Linked DNA regions of Homo sapiens: region 2 is linked to region 1. Evidence: read pairs that join two places in POLR2A ChIA-PET (ENCODE). Cell type or tissue: endothelial cell of umbilical vein. All regions are shown on one strand. Each heading gives the region's core, and the rest is flanking DNA. Links, peaks and the distances in the headings are about the cores only.

What was found. Peaks named below come from ENCODE experiments on the same cell type or tissue, not always from the same donor. Only the 100,000 strongest peaks of a DNase experiment are listed, where the experiment ranks them.
Region 2: POLR2A ChIA-PET joins it to region 1 with 6 read pairs; 4 of 35 experiments call an interaction of 5 or more read pairs at or near these places.

Annotation. Positions count from the first base shown.
Region 1 is chr3:58,010,829-58,018,043 of GRCh38, forward strand. The region is part of intron 1 of FLNB (filamin B); the gene reads left to right. Among named protein-coding and RNA genes, the nearest start is that of FLNB, 6.0 kb to the left of the region's middle. RefSeq lists enhancers at 2,762-3,262, 3,289-3,802, 3,803-4,315, 4,316-4,829. In endothelial cell of umbilical vein, for the core only: no CTCF peak of the experiment used is centred there; DNase peaks (open chromatin) are centred at 1,972 and 3,553; H3K4me3 peaks cover 2,242 bases; H3K27ac peaks cover 2,357 bases.
Region 2 is chr3:58,138,465-58,144,219 of GRCh38, forward strand. It overlaps FLNB (filamin B), which reads left to right. Exons shown (of 46, transcript NM_001457.4): 29 at 1-65; 30 at 3,394-3,465; 31 at 4,186-4,288; 32 at 5,009-5,149. Among named protein-coding and RNA genes, the nearest start is that of FLNB-AS1, 29 kb to the right of the region's middle. RefSeq lists an enhancer at 5,298-5,592. In endothelial cell of umbilical vein, for the core only: no CTCF peak of the experiment used is centred there; no DNase peak of the experiment used is centred there.

The DNA.
Region 1 (7,215 bases), core at 950-5,949:
TCTCATCAGTGCCCGGGGCTGTGGGTCTCATTCTAGATTTTGTCTACATTTTTTTACATGGTTCTCCTGATTCCCTGCTCCCCCTCCCCACCACCGCCCCGCCTGGAGATGGAGCCTTGCTCTGTCTCCAGGCTGGAGTACAATGGTGCCATCTCTGCTCACTGCAACCTCCACCTCCCGGGTTCAAGCGATTCTTCTGCCTCAGCCTCCTGAGTAGCTAGAATTACAGGCACATGCCACCACGCCCGGCTAATTTTTGTATTCTTAGTAGAGATGGGGTTTCACCATGTTGGCCAGGCTGGTCTCGAACTCTTGACCTCATGATATGCCCGCCTCGGCCTCCCAAGTGCGGGGGTTACAGCCCTGAGCCACCGCGCCCAGCCCGGTCCTCCTTTTATTTTCGAATCCACTCAGGCCCTAGCTACTCCCATTGTCCCGACGTTCCAGGGTTAGTTAGCTTCCCTTCCTCTGTGCTGGGCCTGTGGGCTGTTGGCAGCTTCTTCCTGTTCCTACCACAACTTGCATTCTATTTTTTTCCTTTTTAATGATTTCTTGGATCATATTCCCCAGAGTGACATTCCTGGGTTAAAGGGTGTGACCACATTTATGACTTGTATCATTGGCTGCCTAATTGCTCTCCCGAGAGATCTTGCAACAAACAGGTTTTCCAGCCTCTGGAGACCACAGAGAGCCCTGGCAAGTGCCAGGACTGCTGTGGGGATAAAGCAGGAGGCTTCTTCCCTAAGCTCTTGAGGCTGTTGTGGGTAATGGTCCTTCATCCTTCAAGGCAAAGTTACCTCCAGCTTGGACTAAGGTTCATATATTCACTGCTTAGGTTGTGTTACATTGTGCTGACAATGACACTAGCTTCAATTTGGGGGCACCTACTGGGTGTTAAGTGTGTTCTGTTGATCACCCCATTGAATTTTCATGCTAATCATTGATTGACAGCAACTACTGCCCTATCTCTAATGATCTGCTTCTGCAAGTCACTTAGAGAGTTCAGGGCTTAACACTGTCCTGGGCATGTGTTGCTTAGAAAATGGCGCCTGTTAATTAAATAAGGTGCTGTCTAATAATTATCTCAAAAGTAATGCCAGGGCTGGATGCCGTGGCTCACGCCTGTAATCCCAGCACTTTAGGAGGCCAAGGTGGGTGGATCACCTGAGGTCAGGAGTTCGAGACCAGCCTGGACAACATGGTGAAACCCTAGCTCTACTAAAAATACAAAAATTAGCTGGGCATGGTGGTGCACACCTGTAGTCCCAGCTACTCGGGAGGCTGAGGCAGGAGAATTGCTTGAACCCGGGAGGTGGAGGTTGCAGTGAGCCGAGGTCTTTGTGTAACTGCACTCCAGCCTGGGAGAGCGAGACTCTGACTCAAAAAAAAAAAAAAAAAAAAAAGTCATGCCCGAATGGTTTGCACACCGAAGGGACGTTCAAAATTAGGGGAGAACAGCCTGGTTGTTTGTTTCTGTTTGGTTGATCATACTCTTGCCATGGTTAGTATTATTATCTTTATTTAAAGATGGGAAACAGGAGTGAAGCCACTTGTGGAGGTGACCCAGCTAGCTAGTAAATGGTGTCTGAAACCCAGGTCTGCCCAGCTGTTGAATTGGAGCCTTAACTGACTTGCCTTCCAGTTTCAGAGATGAGTAAAATACAGCTTTTCTCTCCACATCAGAGGGTCCCTGCAACACTAGGTTTGCAAGTCTTAGGTGTTAGGGTGGTGGCTGGATACCCACACTCTGAACCTCTGACCTTGGACAAAATAGGGATGTCAGGGCCTTCCATGATTGGCAGGATGAATCCTCTGGGCTGTGATGAAGGTCTCACAAGTTGAGAGTCAGCCGGGAATTAAGTGGGATCAGTTTGCCTCTTGTGTTTTCCTCATTGTGTTTTGGTTGGTTGGTTGAGATTTCCTACTACCCAATGGATGATGTTTTATTCCATCGTCAGGGAAGGTATCATTGAATGAATACAGGGTTTTGTATGCTTTGGATAAGACCAGACAGTTGTGGAGTCATTAGAATTGTGTACATGCCTCCAGCTCTGAGATAGGTGGTGTTTCAACAGCTGCCAGAGGACTCTGGCTTTTCTGCCTAGAATTCACTGAAAGACAACCCTGGCTATTGATTCACATTTGTGGTTCATTGTAAGGTAGGCCCCTAGGCGCCATCCAAAAGTTGAAAATTTCCTTACGTTTCTTGTTATGTGATGGGCAGTTCATAGTGAGGACTCAGTGTCTTTAATTCCAGCTGTTTGCCAGGAGTTGGCAGTTTTATTTACTTGTTTTTCCAAAAACCTTTCTGACATGGGGCAGTCCAGCCAGCTGGGAGGAAAAGGGGTCTCTCAGCCCAAGAATGATGATCAAGGCCTAGAAGTTTGGGTGGTGTGTTTTGTTTTGGGCCTTTAGAGAAAGGAATTGTTTCCTTTTCAGAGGATGTGGTCTAACCCTAAAGTTTACTTGACTGACTTAAACCAGGCCAGCGCCAGAGCAGGCAGGGTGCGTGTTCCCAAGACTTCGGGTCACTAGGCAGCTTCCAGGGTGGTGGGTCACTGGTCCAGTCAGCTCCTTTTCCTTCCTCTCCCTTTTGTGCTACTACTACCAAAATAATTTCCAAATAACCTTAAGTTCTGCTCTTTCTTGCATGTCTAGCAGATGCCAGCATGTCTTTTGGGTAGTACAGAGAGTGCTTAAAAAGTAGCAAAGTTGGCCGGACGTGGTGGCTCATGCCTGTAATCCCAGCACCCTGGGAGGCCAAGGTGGGTGGATCACCTGAGGTCTGGAGTTTGAGACCAGCCTGACCAACATGGAGAAACCCCATCTCTACTAAAAATACAAAATTAGATGGCCGTGGTGGTGCATGCCTGTAATCCCAGCTACGTGGGAGGCTGAGGCAGGACAATAGCTTGAATCCAAGGGCAGAGGCTGTGTTGAGCTGAGATCATGCCATTGCACTCCAGCTTGGGCAACAGGAGCAAAACTCCATCTCAAAAAAAAGTAGCAAAGTAGCATGCTTTGTCAGAATTATTAATAACAAGTTGTGGGCCATGTACAAGGTGGCACATTAGCATTCAATGTCACTTGTGTAGTAGTTAAGAGCAAGGATTCTTGGTTCAAATCCCACTTGCCACTAAGTAGCTATTAGAAACTTCTGTGCCTTGGTTTCCTTATCACTAAAATGGGGATAATAACTACCTTCTTAAAAGGCTGTTATAAAGATTAAACAAGTTAATAATTTTTAAAGTGCTTGGCACAGTTTATGGTACATAGTAAGTGCTCTGTGAATGCCTGTTAATTAAATAAGGCACTGTTTAATAATCTCAAAAGTCATGCCGGAAAGGTTTGCACACTGAAAGGGCATTTGAAATCAGCGCGCTCTGGGGAGAACAGCTTGGTTGGCTAAGGTTGATCCTACTTGCTAAAATACGGCTATGGACTGCCTAGAGGGTGTCACCTCCTTGAAAGGGGCTGCCCCCTGCTATGTTATGGCTGCCTCCAGGGCCCATTCACACCAGCTTTGTTTCCAAGCTGGACAGGGAGCTCCAGGCGTCTGGTCATTCCAGCCTCCCACCCCTTTCAGGAATCTCTGGGCCAAATCACTTCCAGATGGTGGTTGGGCCTCTGTGGAGTTCTCCCAGCAACGGCGGAGCCAGCATGCCAGTCGGCAGCCGCCTTCGTTCTTGGAGAGTCTGAGCTAAAGGAGGGCTTTGATTTGGAGCCAAATTGTGTCTCTTGGGTCCTGGTTTTGTGCTGTGAGGCAGGTACCATGGAGTGGGCTGCTGGCTTAGTTGAGGATGGCTGCCCTGCTCCTTAGGGGAGCAGATACCCAGGGCCTGGAGCCTTTAGGCCCTGCCTCCAGTAGCTCCATGGTCAGGGTGCCAGTCACCTTGCGTTTTCTTTTTCTTTTTTTTTGAGATGGAGTCTTGCTCTGTCGCCCAGGTTGGAGTGCAGTGGCGTGATCTCGGCTCACTGCAACCTCTGTCTCCCGGGGTCAAGCAATTCTCCTGCCTCAGCCTCCTGAGTAGCTGGGATTACAGGCGTGCGCCACTATGTCTGGCTAATTTTTGTATTTTTAGTAGAGATGGGGTTTCACCTTGTTGGTCAGGCTGGTCTCGAACTCCCAACCTCGTGATCCACCTGCCTCGGCCTCCCAAAGTGCTGGGATTACAGGCGTGAGCCACCGGACCCAGCCAACTTTGCTACATCAGTTTCCAGGTAGCATATCCTAGGCAAAACTGGATGTAGCCTAGTGATTCAGGGCCTCGGTCTGAAGCTAGACTGTCTGGATTCTAATCCGCACTCTGCCTGATACCAGCTGTGCAACTCTAGTCCACTGCTTTAACCTTTCTGTGCCTGCTTCCCTGTCTATAAAATGCAAGAGCAAAATAGTTGCTATCTTAGAGTTGCTGGGAGCATTATATTTGATGAGGTTAAGTTATAGCACAGTGTTGTCATTATCACTATGAATATTGTGCTTTTGGACCCAAGTCCAGGACTTTGTCTTGTCTTCTGTCTATTCTCTGGCCAGTCCAGATATTTTTGGAATCCTATTGCTGTCATCTGGTGTGTTAGCTGTTCCCTTTCTCCAAGTTCAGAACGTCTGATGAAGATGTCTCCCAAGATCCTTTCTTCCTTTCCTCATTCAACAAATATATGAAAGCCCATCTCTGAACCAGGCCCTGTGCTGGGTGCTAGGACAACAGGAATGAGAGGATCATGTCCTTTGCTTGCCTCAGATACTGCTCAGAGGAGAAGAGACAAGCAAGCAGGGAGAGCCATGCAGAGGAGAGCTGCTCAAACCTTCAGGCCCATGCTCATCACCTGGGGACTTTGTTAAAAATGCAGGTCTGATTGAGTAGGTGCTGGGGTGTAGGCTGGGATTCTGCGTTTCCAGTCAGCTTCAGATCCTGCTGTCTGTGCACCGTGCTGTAAGTAGCAAGGATCTAGGTGCCAAGCCCTCTGAAAAGGAGGAGCACCTGCCCCTAGGCTGGGTATGGGTAATCTAGAAGGTTCCCTGGAGGAAGGGACCTTTCAGCTAAGACCTAAAGCGTGACTAGAATTAGGCAGGCAAACAGACATTTACACAGGAGCAGACGAGTGTGTCAGTTTAGAGGTCTTGATGCTCAGGTCAGAGGGGCAGTGGAGGGGTGGGCAGGGCTGGTTTACCAAGGGCTTTCTGAAACTGGAGGCTGCCTATGGGGTATGCTCCTTGAGTTTGTTTGTTTGTTTTTTTTTTTGAGTTGGAGTTTCAATCTTGTTTCCTAGGCTGGAGTGCAGTACAGTGGCATGATCTCGGCTCACTGCAGCCTCCATCTCCCGGGTTCAAGAGATTCTCCTGCCTGAGCCTCCCAAGTAGCTGGAATTATAGGCATGTGCACACCTGGCTAATTTTGTATTTTTAGTAGATATGGTGTTTCACCATGTTGGTCAGGCTGGCCTCGAACTCCTGACCTCAGGTGATCCACCCACCTAGCCTCCCAAAGTGCTGGGATTACAGGCGTGAGCCACGGCATCCAGCCCCTTGTTTAGTGTAGGGTAGTAAACCCAGCCAAAAGGGGTCGTTTATCTCAGGGGTCTCACCTGTTGCTCCAGTCATTCCTATTAGCAGAAAGTTTTGTATGTGCCCCTTCCTCATATATATATATATTTATATATGTATTTATATATATTTATAAGTTATAAACATACTCTACTGTCAATTTGTATATTAAATATTAGTAAATCTTAGTTTCTTTTTAGATGACAAATCCAAATATAAAATCTGTTTTTTTCCTGGCTCTAACGGATTATCTTATGTCCCCTTGGGGTGGACATACCTCTTTTGGAGGCTCCCGTGAAGGTTTGTGTTTCTACATTTAGTTTTTTTCTTTTTTCCATATTCTTGTTATTCTGCTTTTAATTTTCATCTTTGAGTATTCTAAATTAAGGAGCTGGATCTGTAATTGTAACACCTTCCCCCAACAATAAGTTTAACTAATGAAAATATTCAATGGAATGAGCCATTTTAATCTAAATGGGGCTATTTCCTGCTTTTATAATGATTACAGTTGCTTTTCATGACATTCTACTAGAAGCCATCTTACATTACTGTTGTAAATCTAGTTATTCATTAAACGGGCACAGTAATCCCTAAATTGGCTCAGGTTATTGTATAATAAACAACAATACTTTCTTCTTCAGGAGCTTGAGAAGTGATCTTGTATTTTTAAGGTGCCTAACTAACTTTTCATGGGAAACTGAGTCCATGTACTGGGAAGAAAGCTTTTTGGGGAAAATGATTAGAAAACCAAATGGGTCTCTTTATGACTGAAGTGATGAACCAGCAGGTGAGAGTAGGTATAGATGGTACAGAGGACGGAATTACTGGGTATTTTAATCAGGCCCACTTAGTATCACAATTTATTATTCTATTCTATTTTTATTATTATTTTTTGAGATGGAGTTTCGCTCTTGTCATCCAGGCTGGAGTGCAGTGGCGCTATCTCAGCTCACTGCAACCTCCGCCTCCCGGGTTCAAGAGATTCTCCTGCCTCAGCCTCCCAAGTAGCTGGGATTACAGGCATGCGCCATCACACCTGGATAATTTTTTTGCATTTTTAGTAGAGATGAGGTTTCTCCATGTTGGTCAGGCTGGTCTCGAACTCCCGATCTCAGGTGATCCGCCCGCTTTGGCCTCTCAAAGTGCTGGGATTGCAGGTGTGAGCCATCGCGCCTGGCCAGTGTCAGGATTTATTCTGTGGGAGGGGAGGAGGACAAAGAAAAATACTGAGCTATGTTTGAAGCTCCTGCCCTCTAAGAGCCTTAGAGCAGCTGACTTAAATGTGTTCCTTTGATAAACTGTAGATGGTTGTTGTAACTCTTCTGCAAACTGTTTATTTTTAAAAACAATTTGATGAGATTTTACTTATGCCCATTGTTTGAGTACAGCATTTACCAAAGAACAATTTTGGCCAGATCCCATGCAGTAGAATGCCCTTGGCCAAAATTTTCTTGTACTATAAGCAAAGAAGCAGTTTGGTTTTTCACTTAGGCAAGACTGCCTATCAGACTGAGTTATTGTGACAGAGCCGCTGACTCTCTCCCTTTCCCCATTATCAAAATCTGGCTTTTCTAAGCAGCGCATGTAAAAAGCTTGGCAAGGAGGACCCTTGTCCTCCTACATATTATTCTTTGGCTCTTCTTGGTACCAAGAATACATACAAATAATGC
Region 2 (5,755 bases), core at 1-5,000, 130 kb after region 1:
GCACATATGTGATCTATGTGCGCTTCGGTGGTGTTGATATTCCTAACAGCCCCTTCACTGTCATGGTAAGGAAAATTCCTTCTCCCGAGCATGCTGTTATTGGTGGAAACTGTAACAGCTGCCGTTTGTTGAACCCTGACTAGGATATCCTCTTCACCTTTTTTTTCCTTTGGAAAAAAATTTGTTAAGCAGTCATGACCTTGTAGAGTCCCAGAGTAATCTCTAGAAACTCAGAGACCCTTTGGCTGTAAGGGTTTTTAGGGAATCTTACTGGCCACCAAGGTGTCTATCATAATAAGGGACTTGGGCAATATCCTGGCCTAAGCCCAGGCATTTTGAAAGATAACTCCTCAGAAAAACACACCTTTATGAAAATGTTTCTACATAAAACATGACAGGTTTTTAACCGGCCAGCTCTTCCTTCTTCCATCTTCATGGCCATTCTCCATGGCTGGAGGAGAGAGCTTCCTGATGCTGTTTTGTTTGGAGACTTGACTCTGAAATCCCAGGACTCAAAGTACCTCCACTTGTGTTTTGGAAAGATTCACACTTTATGTATGAGGGGGAAATACCTCGTCTTTTGCAGCTAGGAACATCTGGAATAAAAGGAGGAAACCATTATGCAAACACCTGGGTTAGTGAATGACCAAGGTCTTTCATTTTCAGTTGTGAGTTACTTATAGATCTTCCTCTGTTTATTTATTTTTATTATTACATAATAGATCTTCTTCTGAATATTCTTCAACCAGGAAAAGGGTTAGAAACCTTGGGGACATTACCTCATTGAACCCTCAAAACCAAGCATCGTTGGCTTTTTTACAAATGAAGCATGCTTGGTCTAGACAGACACCAAATACCATGCTGTCATCCTCACTGGTGTCCTTTGATACTGTGGTCAGCAGCCGCACTTGACCACAAGGTTTATAGGCCCTTAATGACCTGGCCTTGTGCACAGCCGACAAAGCACCTTCTAATTATTTCATTTTGTGCAGCAATGGAGAGGTGCATGAAGACTCCATTCCAAACTCCAAAGCTCAGGGACTTTCTTCCGAACAGTCTATACTCTGTTGTAGTATTATTCCCTTCCATCGACGTCTGTTTATCTGTAAACAGCATGCCAGAGATCTGGAGGCTCTTTTATGTCTCAAGTATGTAAATGTAAACACTTGTCAACTTTTGACATTGTTCATTTAAGAGTGTTTTTCTCCTGTAGGAAGAAAGAAATACAGCTGGGAAGTTGATGTCCTTATTCACAGAGAAGGGTACCAGTTGTAGTTTTCAGAATCTGTTTTTAGCCCATAGTGGGTTTTATCTGGTTGGTTAGAATTAGGTGGAAGGAGGGAAGAGCAGCCAAGCACTGAGCAGTGGTCATGGGCCTGCTGGTGCAATGATTTGGGGGTAAGAGAAGACCATATTGGGAAGGTCTACGTGAGAAAGTCAGAGTAAAAAAATTGAGGACCCTTTTTGCAGAAGTGGAGGCTTCCAAACTCAGTAATAAGTGTCTTCTAGCCCCTGAATACACACAAAGCAAGAATACTTTGTGTTTACCCACTGCCCCCTGACCACTGCTGAAGGCAGAAAGGGACGATCACCTACAGTACCTGGTTTGGGTCTTTATTCTCTCATTCCAGGGAGAGAACCTTAACTAGATGGACTGACTGACTGTTCATTGGCTTTGGTTGGGTAGATTCCCTGCTTCCCTCTATAAGTTTGACGCCAAAAAAGGACACCGACCAGCACTGCAGTCATAGCAAATGTCTCAAGGAGACCCACAGGGTGGTTTCTTCAAATACACTACTCACACACAGCACATGGAGTCATGGACAAACAGCTTAACTGCCCATTGCCTTTGAGAAGTCCTGGACCAAAGGCCATAGCTCAGCCATTGAAAGATCTTCCTTCTGACTGATATGTCCCTGCATAGCTCCAACCTGTGCAGGCAGAGGATAGGGCTGTTCCAAATGTCGCTCACAGAGCTGCCTTTGCCTTTCTGCAGATCCCAAGATACACACAAAGCAGTTAACATGGGTAAATAGGCCTTCCTCTGTAGGAGAGGGCTTCTGATTCTTATTCTTTCTTATGGCGGAAGAGGGTGTTGAGAGGGGTTCCCTTGCTGTTGGTTCTGTTGAATCAGGAGCATTAAATCTTTTTTGTTTTTTTTTGAGACAGAATCTCACTCTGTCACCCAGGCTGGAGTACAGTGGTGCAATCTCAGCTCTCTGCAACCTCCACCTCCTGGGTTTAAGCGATTCTCCTGCCTCAGCCTCCCGAGTAGCTGGGATTATAGGCACCTGCCACCACGCCTGGCTATTTTTTGTATATTTAGTAGAGATGGGGTTTCACCATGTTGGCCAGGCTGGTAACTCCTGACCTCCAGTGATCCACCTGCCTTGGCCTCCCAAAGTGCTGGGATTACCGGCATGAGCCACTGCGCCCAGCCATGAGCATTAAAGCTAAGATTTGTTGAAAATGAATTTATAAAAAACTTTAGAAACATTAACTGCTGAGCATGGTGGCTCATGCCTGAAATCTCAGCAGTTTGGGAGGCCAAGGTGAGAGGGTTGCTGGATCCCAGGAGTTTAAGACCAGCCTGGGCAATACAGTGAGACCCCATCTCTACCAAAAAAAAAAAATAATAATTAGCCTGGTGTGGTGGTGCACGCCTCTAGTCCCAACTGCTCAGGAGGCTGAGGTGGGAGGATCACCTGGGCCCAGAAGGTTGAGGCTGTAGTAAGCTGAGATTGCGCCACTGCACTCCAGCCTGGATGACAGAGCAAAACTCTGCCTCAAAAAAAATTAAATAATTAACCACAGTAGACATTTATCAAGTAAAAAAAGAACTTTTTCCTGATTCTGTGCTGCAGAGATGCCTTGTGTTAGTTTTTACCTACTTACACTTCACACACCTCACTTTCATGCCTGGGGTCACACCGTACATACTGCTTTCGCACCTTGCTTCCTTCCCTCAATGTGTCATAGGTACCCTTACATATTGATTCATTGGACCTGACTGCCATGTTCCACTGGACAGACTCACCAGAATTTATTTGACCAAATCCCTTCCAGATGGACATTGGGTTGCTTTAGTTTTGCACGACCACAGACAGCACCAGTCAAGGTCCTTACACACATCAATTAACTATGGAGTCTCCCGCCAGCTTAGGTCTGCGTGCTACAAGTGGGGTTGTGGGCTCACAGGGCATGCGCATCTGACAGTTGAAGAGAGGACACCAACTGCCTTCCAAAAGGGCAGTAAGAAAGTGTCCTTCGCTAGAGTGAGTGGCTCACTGCAGTTCAAGATGGAGCAGTGGGGGAAGCAGCTCTGTGGTGGTAGTCTACTGAGTGTATCCTTCCAGTATGGTTCCCAACTAATCTCCATTTGCCACTGACCAGGCCACAGATGGGGAAGTCACAGCCGTGGAGGAGGCACCGGTAAATGCATGTCCCCCTGGATTCAGGCCCTGGGTACAATTTTGGTTTTTTCCTTTTTGTGTTTCTGTGTTTACTCAGCCTTCATTTCAGAAAATCTGCCATCTGCTTCTGGGATTGCTTAAGCCCTGTGGGTGTCCTGGTCATTGGTGTGCCCCTCACTGATCAGCCCATCACGATGATCCCTGCTTTTTCTGTAATAAGATCACCTTTGCGTCACCATCCGTGCTCCACGAATCGCCAGCCGTCGTGTCTGTGATCACGCTCGGTGCAGTTTGTCTCTGTGTTTAAAGAGAAAGACAGACAGCTGTCTGCAGCCCTCCTGCTGCCTCTCAAAGCCGCCACTTGCACATTCAGTTTCTGTTCAGGGGGAAAGCCACCCACTGCTACTCTCTGCCACTTAAAATGCACCTTCTTTTCCAGGCCACAAGCAACTAAACCTTTCCAGATGGAGCCTCTTGGGACTCATAGACATTGCTGTCTCTCACTTTTCCACTTTCCCGTGGGTGCTGCTGGGAATTTTACAAACAGACTCCCGAGTGATTGCTAACAGTTGGTCAGCATGACCTCTCCAGTCCCTCAGGTTCTACCCTGGGTCTGGAGCCACTTAGACAAAGCCCATACCACAATGGGCAGCCGCATTCCCAAATCCCGGCCTCACTGGCTTGTAGAATTCCCAGCAGCTCTAACCCCTGTAGCTTCACCAGCTCCCGCTGTTGTCTGCTTTACCCAGTGACCACTGCCTTCTGTTTTTAGGTGACCGAAGAGGCCTATGTCCCAGTGAGTGACATGAACGGCCTGGGATTTAAGCCTTTTGACCTGGTCATTCCGTTTGCTGTCAGGAAAGGAGAAATCACTGGTAAGCACTTGCCATAAAGGCCGTCTCATTCTCACTTGCTCTCACGAGCTTCCCAGAATGGTGCTGGGGAGGTGTGTCCACTGTCCCCCAGACCCAGGCTCCTTAACCCAGGGTCACGAGTTCTTGGTCTCCGGTGTTGGGCCGTGGGCTCCTGAAACTACAGAATATGCCACGTGTGTGTTTCTCTGAAGAAGTGGCTCACTGACAACTTGCATTACTTTCTTGAGCAGTCCCATGATTCTCTCTAGGTTAAAAACTGCTGTGTTTAGATACCTCATGACTGTCGGGTTCTTGTTTGCCCCTTTTTCCTGCCTTCTCTTATTTGACTTTTCCAGATGTGACTTTGACACTGAGTCTGTCATACAGGAGTTCCTTTCTCCCCTCAGCCTCTTTTCAATGGCCCACTTCTCTTTGGTTTGATGCTCTATGTATCCAGCTGGTTTCATGGTGTTCTCAAGTCCTTTCTGAGCTTGATTTTGCCAGTTGTAGAAAACTCTTTAAGAGTTGTCTGCTATATTTTGTGGAAGCCAAATGGAACTGGAAAAAAAAAAAAGAAAAGAGCAAATGGTCTCTCCCATTGTGGGACTTGAATGTTTTAGGCAGCAACGAATGTTCTTGGGTCTGGAAACCTTTATTTTGAATACATCTGTGCCTTGGGCTCTGCTTCTCTGGGGAAGGTTGCTGGTGGGCTTCATTGCCCCGTCTCTCTGTGCTCCATAGGAGAGGTCCACATGCCTTCTGGGAAGACAGCCACACCTGAGATTGTGGACAACAAGGACGGCACGGTCACTGTTAGATATGCCCCCACTGAGGTCGGGCTCCATGAGATGCACATCAAATACATGGGCAGCCACATCCCTGGTAAGCTGAGTCAGCAGGCCCAGCAGGGCTCCACCATTCAGGGGCATCCGGGCAGCCTGCAGACACTCCTCAGCCGCTTTGCAGGGAGCAGCTCTCGGCAGCAGGCTGGAGAATGCAGCGTTGGTACCCCTGTGAAACCAAACAGTCTGGGACCCTAGCAGGTCCAGCTGATTTCTGGAAGGGATGATGTAGCTCAGTGTCTTGGGTCACAGTGCAGGCCTTTGGGTCTGTGGTTGTTTATCTTTGTCACTACGCTGAGTGTGGCCAGAGGTCAAGCTGGGAGAAAAATGGGAGGCATGGTGAGGGACTTTCCAGCCTGGCCTGCAGAGCCCTGTGTGGGCTGGAGGCTTGGGGCCAGGTCAGAGGTGGAAGAAGAGGACCAGCAGCCCTGGAAGAAGAGGACCAGCAGCCCTCTACAAGGGAAGCCAGCCCAGGTTTCATGGGTCACCAACCAGCACAGTGTCACCAGTTCATTCTTTCTTTTTGTAGTTGTATTTGTTTTTTAATTTAGTATTTTGAATAGGTAACACATTCTCATGGTTCAAAAATAAAAATGATACGAAGAAAGTTTTCCTTCCTACCCCTCTCCTTGAACTAGACTATCAT